Regions from separate parts of the Homo sapiens genome. Here all the other regions are linked to region 2. A link is a contact called in ENCODE Hi-C or POLR2A ChIA-PET data. All regions are on one chromosome and are shown on one strand. Each heading gives the region's core, a stretch centred on a gene start or an enhancer-like site at or near the end of the contact. The rest is flanking DNA. Distances are from core to core; before and after follow the strand shown. Region 1 holds the start of ALKAL2 (ALK and LTK ligand 2). Region 2 has its middle 78 kb from the start of LINC01865. Region 3 holds the start of LINC01865 (long intergenic non-protein coding RNA 1865).

The links. Hi-C counts contacts between places; a loop is a spot of excess contacts on that map. ChIA-PET counts read pairs that join two places held with the same protein, here RNA polymerase II (POLR2A). Pooled maps may share reads with other maps.
Region 1: a pooled map shows a loop between it and region 2 (5-fold over the local background). The contact joins the promoter of ALKAL2 here to the enhancer-like site in region 2. A Hi-C loop is called at or near these places in 1 of 168 maps with a recorded cell type or tissue (dorsolateral prefrontal cortex) and 4 of 50 pooled maps. POLR2A ChIA-PET finds 5 or more read pairs at or near these places in 1 of 52 experiments (H1).
Region 3: a map of chondrocyte shows a loop between it and region 2 (4-fold over the local background). The contact joins the promoter of LINC01865 here to the enhancer-like site in region 2. A Hi-C loop is called at or near these places in 2 of 168 maps with a recorded cell type or tissue (chondrocyte and endothelial cell of hepatic sinusoid) and 5 of 50 pooled maps.

What each region holds. Positions count from the first base shown.
Region 1 is chr2:286,493-289,716 of GRCh38, forward strand. ALKAL2 (ALK and LTK ligand 2) reads right to left here and starts at 1,599. Exons shown (of 6, transcript NM_001002919.3): 1 at 1,521-1,599; 2 at 1,091-1,400. The coding sequence starts at 1,343. LOC101927262 (a long non-coding RNA gene) reads left to right here. Exons shown (of 3, transcript XR_007085917.1): 1 at 1-132. RefSeq lists a silencer at 1,114-1,163.
Region 2 is chr2:393,027-396,417 of GRCh38, forward strand. No RefSeq gene overlaps it. Among named protein-coding and RNA genes, the nearest start is that of LINC01865, 78 kb to the left of the region's middle. RefSeq lists an enhancer at 613-1,312. Within about 2 kb of position 1,510, at least 7 of the 41 ENCODE cell types and tissues checked have a DNase peak (open chromatin) inside an H3K27ac peak, as active enhancers do; they include dorsolateral prefrontal cortex, where a contact is called at or near this core.
Region 3 is chr2:314,971-318,432 of GRCh38, forward strand. It overlaps LINC01865 (long intergenic non-protein coding RNA 1865), which reads left to right and starts at 1,314. Exons shown (of 4, transcript NR_146953.1): 1 at 1,314-1,775; 2 at 2,873-3,093. RefSeq lists an enhancer at 1-274.

The DNA of each region.
Region 1 (3,224 bases), core at 349-2,848, 110 kb before region 2:
CACGACAGTGAAGAAGACTCAATATCAGGGACATTTATTTTCCTTGAAATAACAGTAACTGCTCCTGAAGCTCCAGGATTATGTCGGCTGTCTACCCCGTGGGATGCAGACAGAGACCACGAAGTTACAGAGGTAAGAAAACTGTTTTTTTTTTCTTTTAAACATTTAACTTCCAGTGAATAAGTCACTTTTAGGCACTTTAGTTTTAAGGACCTTGGGAATCAAATCCCACAACATTTCAAAGTTTTTAGAGAAAACCTGACCCTTCAAACAAAAAAATGGGTTACAGAACATTACTTTATCTAGATACATATTTAGAGTAAGGATTAAAAGACCACGTTTCAGTGAGGTGTAAATTAGTGGGAATATGCATGAACCTGGTTTGTAGGGTAAGAATCCCAGGGAAAGACTCTGCCAAGCAAACTTCTTCCACCAGGGTTCTCCGCACACAGTGGGTGGGGAGAACCCTGCAAGGGCGTTCTTCTTGAGTTCAGCTTTGTTTTTGCGTATTTACAGCCCTCTCCATCTTCACTCCCCCGTTCAGGGCTCCTGGCTGAGCCCCGACTGTGTGTGAAGTCACGCCCTCTGAAGAGGAGCATTCGCATCCACAGCTGACCCCCTAGTGAGTCTTCATTCACTCCTAACTTGACGCAGCCGGGATAAAACTGACCTTATCATGTTTGACCTGATTGTGTCACAAAAGCATTAGACGCTTTCATGCTTTCCTGGGAAATTCCCCGTGGGCCACCACTCTGGGCAGGGCCATGAAGGAGCCTGGATGCTTCCTTTTCAGTTGGGAAAGCTTTGCTGGAAATGCTTCCATTTCCAAAGTGACGGTTGACAGTTTAGTGTGGAAACCACCGACCCGCGCCGCAGCTCACGCGCGCCAGAAGGAGACCAGGCGCTTCTCCGCCAGGCCTCATGCGCGGACCTATTGCTGCTATTTTCTTTTTCTTAAAAAAAAAAAAAAAAAAAAAAGGAATCCTGCTGTTCAGTGGTCAAAATTGATGTCTCTTTTTGAAACGTGTTTCTCAAAGACAATTCTATTTCCCAGCAGCCCCGGCCCTCGGGCGCGCTCGGCCCCACTCACCCACTCGCTGCTCCGGCGAAGGCCCCAGCCCCGCCGCCTCCGCGCGGCCCAGGGCGCAGTCCCGCCCGAGGAGCTGCAGGCCCTTGTGCTCCGCCGAGTGGTGCTTCCGCAGCTCCTGGACGAGTTCCACCACCAGCCGCAGCAGCGCCTGTCCGTCCGCCGGCTCCCGGGGCTCCGCGCCCCCCCGGCCGCGCCCCGCCGCCCCCAGCACCAGCAGCAGCCCCAGGAGGAGGGGGTGCCCGGGTCCGCGCATCGTGCGCTCGGGGCCGCGGGGCTGGGAGACTCCGACACGCGCCGAGAGCTGGGCTCGCTGCGAGAGAAGGGGCGCGGGGGGCCGGAGAGAAAGTCAGCGGGGGAGGGGGACGGAGCGCGGGGCGGGGGAGGGGAGGGGAGGCGGGAGGAGCCGCTGGCGCTGGACCCGGCCCCTCACCTCCGCGGACCCCGAGGAACAAGCCGGCAGGTGAGGGAGCCGCGGTCTCCTCGACGATCACGCCCGAGGTCCCGCCCACGGGGAGCGACCGCCGCTGGTGCGGAAAGGAGCCCCCGGAACCCGCCCGCCCGCCAGCCCGGCCCCTCCTAACTTTCGCCCGAAAGGCCGCGTCCGCCGAGCGCGCTGCGCCTGGCGCGGGCGCAACTTTCTTTCCCCTTTGGAAGCCGCGGGTGCCAGGCAGCTCCCCGGCCGCGGGCGGACCTCGGAGGGGCCGCGCTCCCGCGCCTACCGCTCTCCAAGAAGGCGGCGCCGCGCGCCGGGCCCGGCGGCCGCGCTCAAGTTTCCAGCGTCGCCTTTGCGCGGTGGTCGCCGGCGAGCGCCGAGTCCCCGAAGCCCACGGAGGAGGCCGGGTGCGGACCCTCGCGCTGGCCCCGGCCGCGCCACGTGCTGGAAGCCCCTCCACCTCCCGGCCATGGCGCCCTCCCGCACCTGCCCGGCGCCACCCGGGAGCCACCTGCGCGTCGTGGCCGGGCCGGTTACCTGGAGCCGCCGGAGTCGTCGCCGTCTGTGCGCACGTCTGTCCCCGCGCCCCGAGCTGCGCCACTACTCCATGCCCGGCGGGCGGAGCGCACGGGACGCGGGGACTCGGCCGCTCCGAGCGCTGGACCCACGGCCGACCTGGGGTGCGCCGGCTCCGAGTCCCGCCTCAGACCTCGGGGAGCTTCTTATCCCCGCGCCCGCCGACGTCAGGCGGGTCCCCAAGGGCTCCGAGCGGGGCTTTAATTAGAAGCCGCTGAAGTGTTAGTACCCCCATGCGGATCTTCGTCAGTCCCCCCGCCTCACCTCGCTCTCGCCTCCCCCCGTCTCCCGCTCCCCCTCAACTCCGCCCCCGCCCCCGCCCGGTCCCCCCACCCGCATCTCCACCGCGTCTCCCCCTCGCCCGCGCCCCGTCTCCCGCGCCCCTTCCCTCCCCACCTTCCCCATCTCCCGTCTCCTCCTCTCCTGCCCCACCTTCCCCCACTCCCCGTCTCCTCCTCTTCCCCCTGTTCTCCTCCCCCCGCCCCTCCCCCAGTCTGTTTCCCTCCGTTCCTGTCACTTGTGACAGGATGAGAAGAAACGCCTTTACCAGGAACTCGGTTCTGTTTTTGTCTAAATGTAGATCTTGGGCTATTAAAAAGGGAGCTGCCTGATTGCTTCGACATTTAATAAGTCAATTAGAGTCCATCCGTTTTGGAGGGATCCGCTCTCCGGACCTCGAGGGGTCTGCCCCGCCCGAGCCCAGTCCCCAGGTTCGGGTCCCCAAGCCCTGGTCCCCGAGGCGGGGCGGCCAGGAGGCAGGAGATGGGCGGGTGAGGACTCTCCACGGCCCCCGAGGTGCGCACAGCTGACCACCCGAGGAGGGGCAGGACCTGCACCCCCTCCCCAGACCCCCTGCGAGAGGACGAGCGAAGGTCCCTCCCCGGCAAGGACCGCGCCATCTGCGCGCTCCTCTGCGCTGGACCCTCGGCCCGCGGGTCCCTCGCGCCCCGGCAGGGAACGCCCGCAGGAGGGCACTTGCCTCCCGGACTCGTCTTTAAGAAAGTTTGGCTCTTTGGCCGAAGCCCGGCACATCTGTGAAAGTTCAGCAATTTGCCTCTTTTATTTTATTCTTGTAAAATGTATTATCAATCAGTTGCGCACTTTCCCATTCGATTGGTGCTTTCT
Region 2 (3,391 bases), core at 260-2,759:
CAGGCATGTGCTTACCACACACTCAAACCTCACAGGCAGGCTGAGGGTGCAGGCAGGTGCTTACCACACACTCAAACCTCAGGGCGGGCTGAGGATGCAGGCACGTGCTTACCAGGCATTCAAACTTCACGACTGGCTGAGGATGCAGGCAGGTGCTTACTACACACTCAAACTTCACGGTGGGCTGAGGGTGCAGGCACGTGCTTACCAGGTATTCAAACTTCATGGTGGGCTGAGGGTGCAGGCATGTGCTTACCGCACACTCAAACTTCATGGGGGGCTGAGGGTGCAGGCATGTGCGTACCAGGTATTCAAACTTCATGGTGGGCTGAGGGTGCAGGCATGTGCTTACCACGCATTGAAACTTCAGGGCGGGCTGAGGATGCAGGCATGTGCTTACCAGGCACTCAAACTTCACGGCAGGCTGAGGGTGCAGGCATGTGCTTACCAGGCACTCAAACTTCACGGCAGGCTGAGGGTGCAGGCATGTGCTTACCACGCACTCAAACTTCACGGCGGGCTGAGGGTGCAGGCACGAGCTTACCACGCATTGAAACTTCAGGGCGGGCTGAGGATGCAGGCATGTGCTTACCACACACTCAAACTTCACGACAGGCTGAGGGTGCAGGCATGTGCTTACCACGCACTCAAACTTCACGGCGGGCTGAGGGTGCAGGCACGAGCTTACCACACACTCAAACTTCACGGCGGGCTGAGGGTGCAGGCACGAGCTTACCACACACTCAAACTTCACGACAGGCTGAGGGTGCAGGCATGTGCTTACTAGGCAGTCAAACTTCACGGCAGGCTGAAGGTGCCTGCTCCCAAGCGATCTCATGCAGCCTGCACTCAAACTCCACATTCCAAAAGTACCTACTCATCTGCCTAGATGCCTGCAGGGCTGGCTCTGATCTGCTTGTCCTGAAATGTGTTAACTGCCTTTTCATACCTTTTTTCATTGCCATGCCAACTGTGAAAGACTCCAGCCCCTTTCAGATGAGGCCCCCAGCTCGGAGATCCACCCTCCAGGAGGTGCTGGGCAGACGCGTGGGGCGGCCTCCACCTCCGGTTTCCTCCCTGTTGCCTCCCGCAGCCTCTCATTCAGAAAGAAACGTGTTTCCGGAAGCTGTGCCGTTGCCATGGAGCCTGGATGGCTTTGTCAGTTTCCTTATTTGCAGCCTCATCTCATCTCCAGACCCACTGTGCTCCTGGACTCGCTGGCAGTCCCAGCTCTCGCCTTCACTGTGGTCTGTGGACCCCTGCACTGAGCCTCGTGTCCTGTGAAGTCAGGCTCTGAGGGTCTCCACGGCCTCCTCTCACCAGAGACCCCCACATCTGCCGCGAATATAACCTAACACTCGAAACCTTTCTCAGTGGCTTGTGCCACCTTTTGAACTTACAATGTTGCTTTGTAGTTCCTTTTATCTGTTGTACGCTTCAGTTAACAGCGCAGTCGACACCTCCCCGGTGTTGGCATATTCTATCCTTCCACGTCCGTGTTGTGTGTTTTCATGGCGTGTCACTGACTCCCCCCGCTGGGGCCCGCGTCTCCTCTGTGCCTCCTCGTTTTGCGGTCTCTCCACATTTCCTGGATGCTCACTGTGCACCTGTCTCACTACAGCACCCTCGACACTGGCGGGCGCCTGGCTCAGCTGTTTAAGTAACTTTATGTTTATTACTTGGGAGGATATTAGCCTAGATTTAATTAATCTCTATGGCAGCATTTTACTTTTTTCTTTTATTTCATTTTGGAGACAGCCTGGGCTTTGTGGCCCAAGCTGGAGTGCAGTGGCGATCTCGGCTCACTGCAGCCTCTGCTTCCCAGGTTCAAGAGATTCTCCTGCTTCAGCCTCCCGAGTAGCTGGGACTACAGGCATGTGCCACCAAACCCGGCTAATTTTTGTATTTTTAGTAGAGACGGGGTTTCACCATGTTGGCCAGTGTGGCCTCGAACTTCTGGCCTCAAGTGATCCACCTGCCTCGGCCTCCCAAAGTGCTGGGATTACAAGTGTGAGCCACCGCACCCGGCCTATGTTGCTTCATTTTAAATGTCCAGTTGCGAAGCTGTGGGTGCAGTAATGGAGCTGATTTCTCAGCTGCTTCAGCTGAGTGATGTCCAACAACTGAACACAGGAAGCCTCAACGCAGATGCTCAGGCGGGGGCGACCGTGGAGACGGAATATTCTCTGGCCCTTCTGTGTTAAGAAAGCCTTCAGGTTGCTGATTATAGAAATGGATGTTTTTAGTCAGCAGTGCAGCTCCACTCTCAAATGGAAGAAAATCCTGTTTTCAGCACCACGTATGCCTAAAGCATCAATTATTTCACTCCCAAATCAGCTGTGTTGCCACCACATTGAATCTGCTGTGAAATAACAGTGTCTGCCAGCACGTGGGTGTTTGGTTAATTATTGTCTTTTTATAAAATATCTGCTTTATTGATACCTTTTCCTTTGGCTTAAGTCATTAATGATGTGTTATTCTGGTCTTGTCATGGATCTGTCAGTGGAATTGCACTGCAGGTGGCTTCTTTGTGGAGTGACAGCAAACGGCATTTGGAAAGTGTGGCTGTTCACCCTGTGGCTGTCCCAGGGCCACACACTGATTGGACTGGGGGCAGGTACCCCACAGAGCCACATGGGTTTAAGCCGAGTCTGCCTAAGTGTGGAACCATAAGTACAGAATGAAGGAAAACAAAACCTGAGCATTTTCTCAGAGTTAGGATTGTTCTTTTGAAAATCTTGGGCCAACTGGGATGACCGAGATTTTTATCCTCTTACCAGTTTTTTTTTTTTTTATGTTTTCTATTTCTAGTGAAGAACTAGAAGGAAAATATGCCCTTAAACGGACAAGTGTGTTATGGACGGAATGTGTGTGTCGCTCTGAAATTCGTAGGTTGCAGCCTCACCCTCAGCGGAGGAGATTAGGGTTTGATGAGGTCGTGAGGGTGGGGCCTCGTGCTGGGGCGAGTGTCCTTGTGAGAAGAGGCACCAGATCCCACAGGCTCCCTCTCTTCCTGGGCCCACACAGAGAAGCCGAGCCCTGTGGGTGCAGTCAGGACGGTGGCCGTGGCCCCCAGAGAAGGTGCCTCAGGCGAAACCAGCCCTGTCAGTGCCTTGGTCTTGGACCTCAGCCTCCAGACCTGTGGGAAGCGAATGTCTGCTGTTCAAGCTGCCCAGTGCATGGTATTTTGTTACAGTATCCTGGGCTGACTAGGACACAGGCCTGGGAAAGTTTGCTGCTGAAATTTTGAATGGCAAGAGTGACAACCAAAATTAAAATGATCTGTACGAAGTGACATGCTTGTTCCTCATTCAATTTAACATAGCGTTTATAGAGTATTGCAATGCTATTATCTTGATTCTTCCGTAAATATTGGGCAGAAATAGGGCAG
Region 3 (3,462 bases), core at 64-2,563, 78 kb before region 2:
CCCCAGTTTAACCCTGGGTGTGTTTGGGCACGCAGCCATGCCGACTAGAAGGACCTGAGATGGATTCGGTTCGCGGGGAACGGAGGTGCCCTAGCTCCCGTTCACGACCGCATCTTAAAAAGCAAAGTGAGCCAGTTTTTCGCAAAGATGATTTCACTGGATTTCCGCGTTTAGCGTCACGATATGGGGGCCTCCGAGCGCCTCTCTGGGCTTCCACACAATGGGCCACATCACGTTTCTGACCAGAGAAACACAGGTATCTGTGCTTGTAAACATCTGGAATTTAATTCGGTGGAAAAAATAACTTGTGGGGAGGGTGATACACATCTAGGTCTGTGTTCAGCTTGGGGGCTTGCCAGCCAGTGGCTTTTTTATCGTCTTTAATCCTGGGAGAGTTGTTACTGAAAGAGGTAGCATTTAGTGCAGCTCACAAATGCGTAACAATCCCCCACTTCAGTGAATCCAAAGAAAACACAGAGATTACAAAGCACCGTTTGAGGCCGGGATCAGGAGGCAACCAAGACAAATAGGTTTCTGTCCATTTGGACAGGAGCTTTGGGGGCTCGCCTGTACTTCCTCTCTCACTGGCTTTAGGTGACTAAACCTTGGGGCTATTCTGTCACTGCTGTGTAGAGCTGGCATCGAGGTCGAACCTGTTTCTTCTTCGAAATCTCTTGAAACAACTGCTGCTGACTGGGAAGGTACGGAGAGGCTTGGCTGCAGTGAGTGAAAGGCTGTCTCTCTTGACGGTGTGGCTCTGTTCCCCAAGTTGAAAACATTGAGGCGTCTGTCTGCAGCCCAGACACCTGCTGGGGGTCCCTCACCACCGTGGCCAGACCCTCCTGTCTTCTGGTCCCCTGTCCTGGAGGCATCTCACTGCCACCAGGAAGCTTCTCTGGGTGTGGGGGGGCAGTGGCCCCTGGACAGCTGACTTGTCAGGCTTAGAGGTTGCTTTGGTTTTGGCTTTTAGTGTATTTGTTCTTGGATATGGTTTGGCTCTGTGTCCCCACTCAAATCTCATCTTGTAGCTCCCATAATCCTCACGTGTGTGGAAGGACCTGGTGGGAGATGATTGAATCACAGGGGTGGGTCTCTCCCATGCTGTTCTCATGGTAGTGAATGGGTCTCACGAGATCTGATGGCTTTAAAAACGGGAGTTTCCATGCACAGCTCTCTCTTTGCCTGCTGCCATCCACGTATGACGTGATTTGCTCCTCCTGGCCTTCTGCCATGTTTGGAGGCCTCCCCAGCCACGTGGAACTGTGAGTCCAATTAAACCTCTTTCTTTTGTAAATTGTCCAGTCTTGGGTATGTCTTTATCAGCAGCATGAAAACAGACTAATACAGTTTCTACATGCATTTATTTAACACTTAACTAATTTTCTCACTTGGTCTTCATGAAACAGGTGTCTTTGAATTGAGGAGAGGAGAAAGAAGAGGAATGATTTTTTAAAAACCATAAAACAGAGGTTACCCAGTGCCTTCAAGACTAAACTTTATTATAGTTTCCACAGCAAGTAGCTGGAGAAAGTGCAACCAAGGCTGCAAAGTGGACAGCCGTGCAGTGCGCAGGGTGCGGGAAGGCAGAGGGGTGGCCCCGTGGCCCCTCAGCCCAGGAGTCTCGAGCCAGTGGCTCTTGGGGCTGTGGGTTGAAAACAGGCCAGCAGCTTCTAGCACGTCCCTCGCGGTGTTCTTCACCTTCTCCCAAGAATGCATCCCTCGCAATGCTCTCTCGTGTTCTCTTGAGGATACGCGGCTTTTGGCCATGGCAGCAGGTCAGTGCCCACAGGCTAGGATGCCAGCAAGCACCTGGGGGGCTGTGGGGTCAGCAAAGCTGTGTGGTGAGACTGGAATGCACCTACTGTGTTTCTGATAGACTGCTCTGTTTAGCTGAATGTTTGAAACATGGCAGATACTCAATAAATACTTTTAATGGTTAAATCAATTCATTTACTTCATTTGACCAAGAGTGGAAATTTTAAACAGGACATTGGGGAAAATTTTCCATCAGAAAGGTTTTTAATTATCTTTAAATCAAAATGGTTTACTTAGGTGATATTGAAGGCCCTGTCTTAACACAAAAAGCTATTTAAACAGTGTTACAATGGTTATTGCAGAAAGACTGTTCAGAAGAGCCTCATTAATAAAAATAGCAGTTAATATTCCGAGAGGAAGATTCTCTTATTAGGACAACCAGCAAGCACTCACCAAAAGACAGGGTAGGCCCAGAGTGTGTCTATTTGTTATGGGGACCCAGACAGTGTTTCCTGTATGAAAACTGAATAGCGCTTGTAACTTAGGGCATATGCTTTGCATATTATGGAATAGAGTTCAGATGGGATTTTTGTCTCATTGCTGAATAGATGGTTATGGGGCGGAAATAGGGGGTGCATGAGGGTCACCGCCCACCTTGGTCTGAGAGCATCCTCGGAAACTTGAATGTAGGTGGCCTGAGGGAGGCCTGGATGGTCCTGAGCTGCCCGGCATGGGCCAGTGTGGCTGAAACAAGTGATAAGAAATTTAATTTAACTCCCTGAATAGTGGAAAATGGACGAGTTTTGTCGAGCTGAGTCAGGGAGGAGTGTTGTAGGAGGCGGCGCTTGAGCGGCGAGAGAGATGCAGACTCGTTTCCTGAGCGCGGTGGAGCCGGGTCTTGACCCAGCGGCTCTGCACAGCTCGCCTCATTCAAGGCAGGTTTTGGTCCCAGCTGTTCCACTAATTAGCACATGACCCCGGCAGGCAGCATGACCTCCTTGACCTCTGTCCTGTAGGACCCCTGCAGGCTCCGTGCAAATTCAGTTAGAATGACTCACCATTCTCCCAAGTAAATGGTATTTTTCACTTTTTGGCAAAACCGTTTTCTCTTGTACAGTCAGAGCTGTCAGCCCACACAAAAGAGGAAAGTCTGAGGCTTTAGTTTGATGAACACATTTATATGATGGGACGAACATCAGAGCCCGCAGCTCTCGGCCCTGCTGGTGGCAGAGGCTTTGTACTGTGTGACAATGACCTGGATATGGAAGCAGAAGGGAGCTTCTAAGGACCGGAAGCTGAGAGTCTGTCTCCTGTCCCGGCCCGGACACTGGGGTTCAGGTAAGAGGGTGGAAGGACATTGGCCAGGTCAGGGCTGCCGCGATGGTGCTGTGATGGTTACGGCTGCATCAGGGTCTGGCAGGAGCTGGGCTTCGCCTGGAGGCTCCCAGCTTCTCACAGCCCCTTGCACCAGCTTTCAACAGGGGGATTGCAGGAGAAACACTTGATGAGTCAGAGACGGGATGTGGTGTCAGGGTGACACACACACTTTCTCAGTTTCAGGAGAACTTGTCTGTCATTTTGGCAAAAAGTTTTTCTGTGTTTCTAAAGAGACTGGTTCTTTCTTGTTATCCCCGAGGATCCAGTTCCTGTTGCCCTGCAGCTAATCAGCTTCACCAGACATGGACCTCCAAGCTTAGGGATGCATGA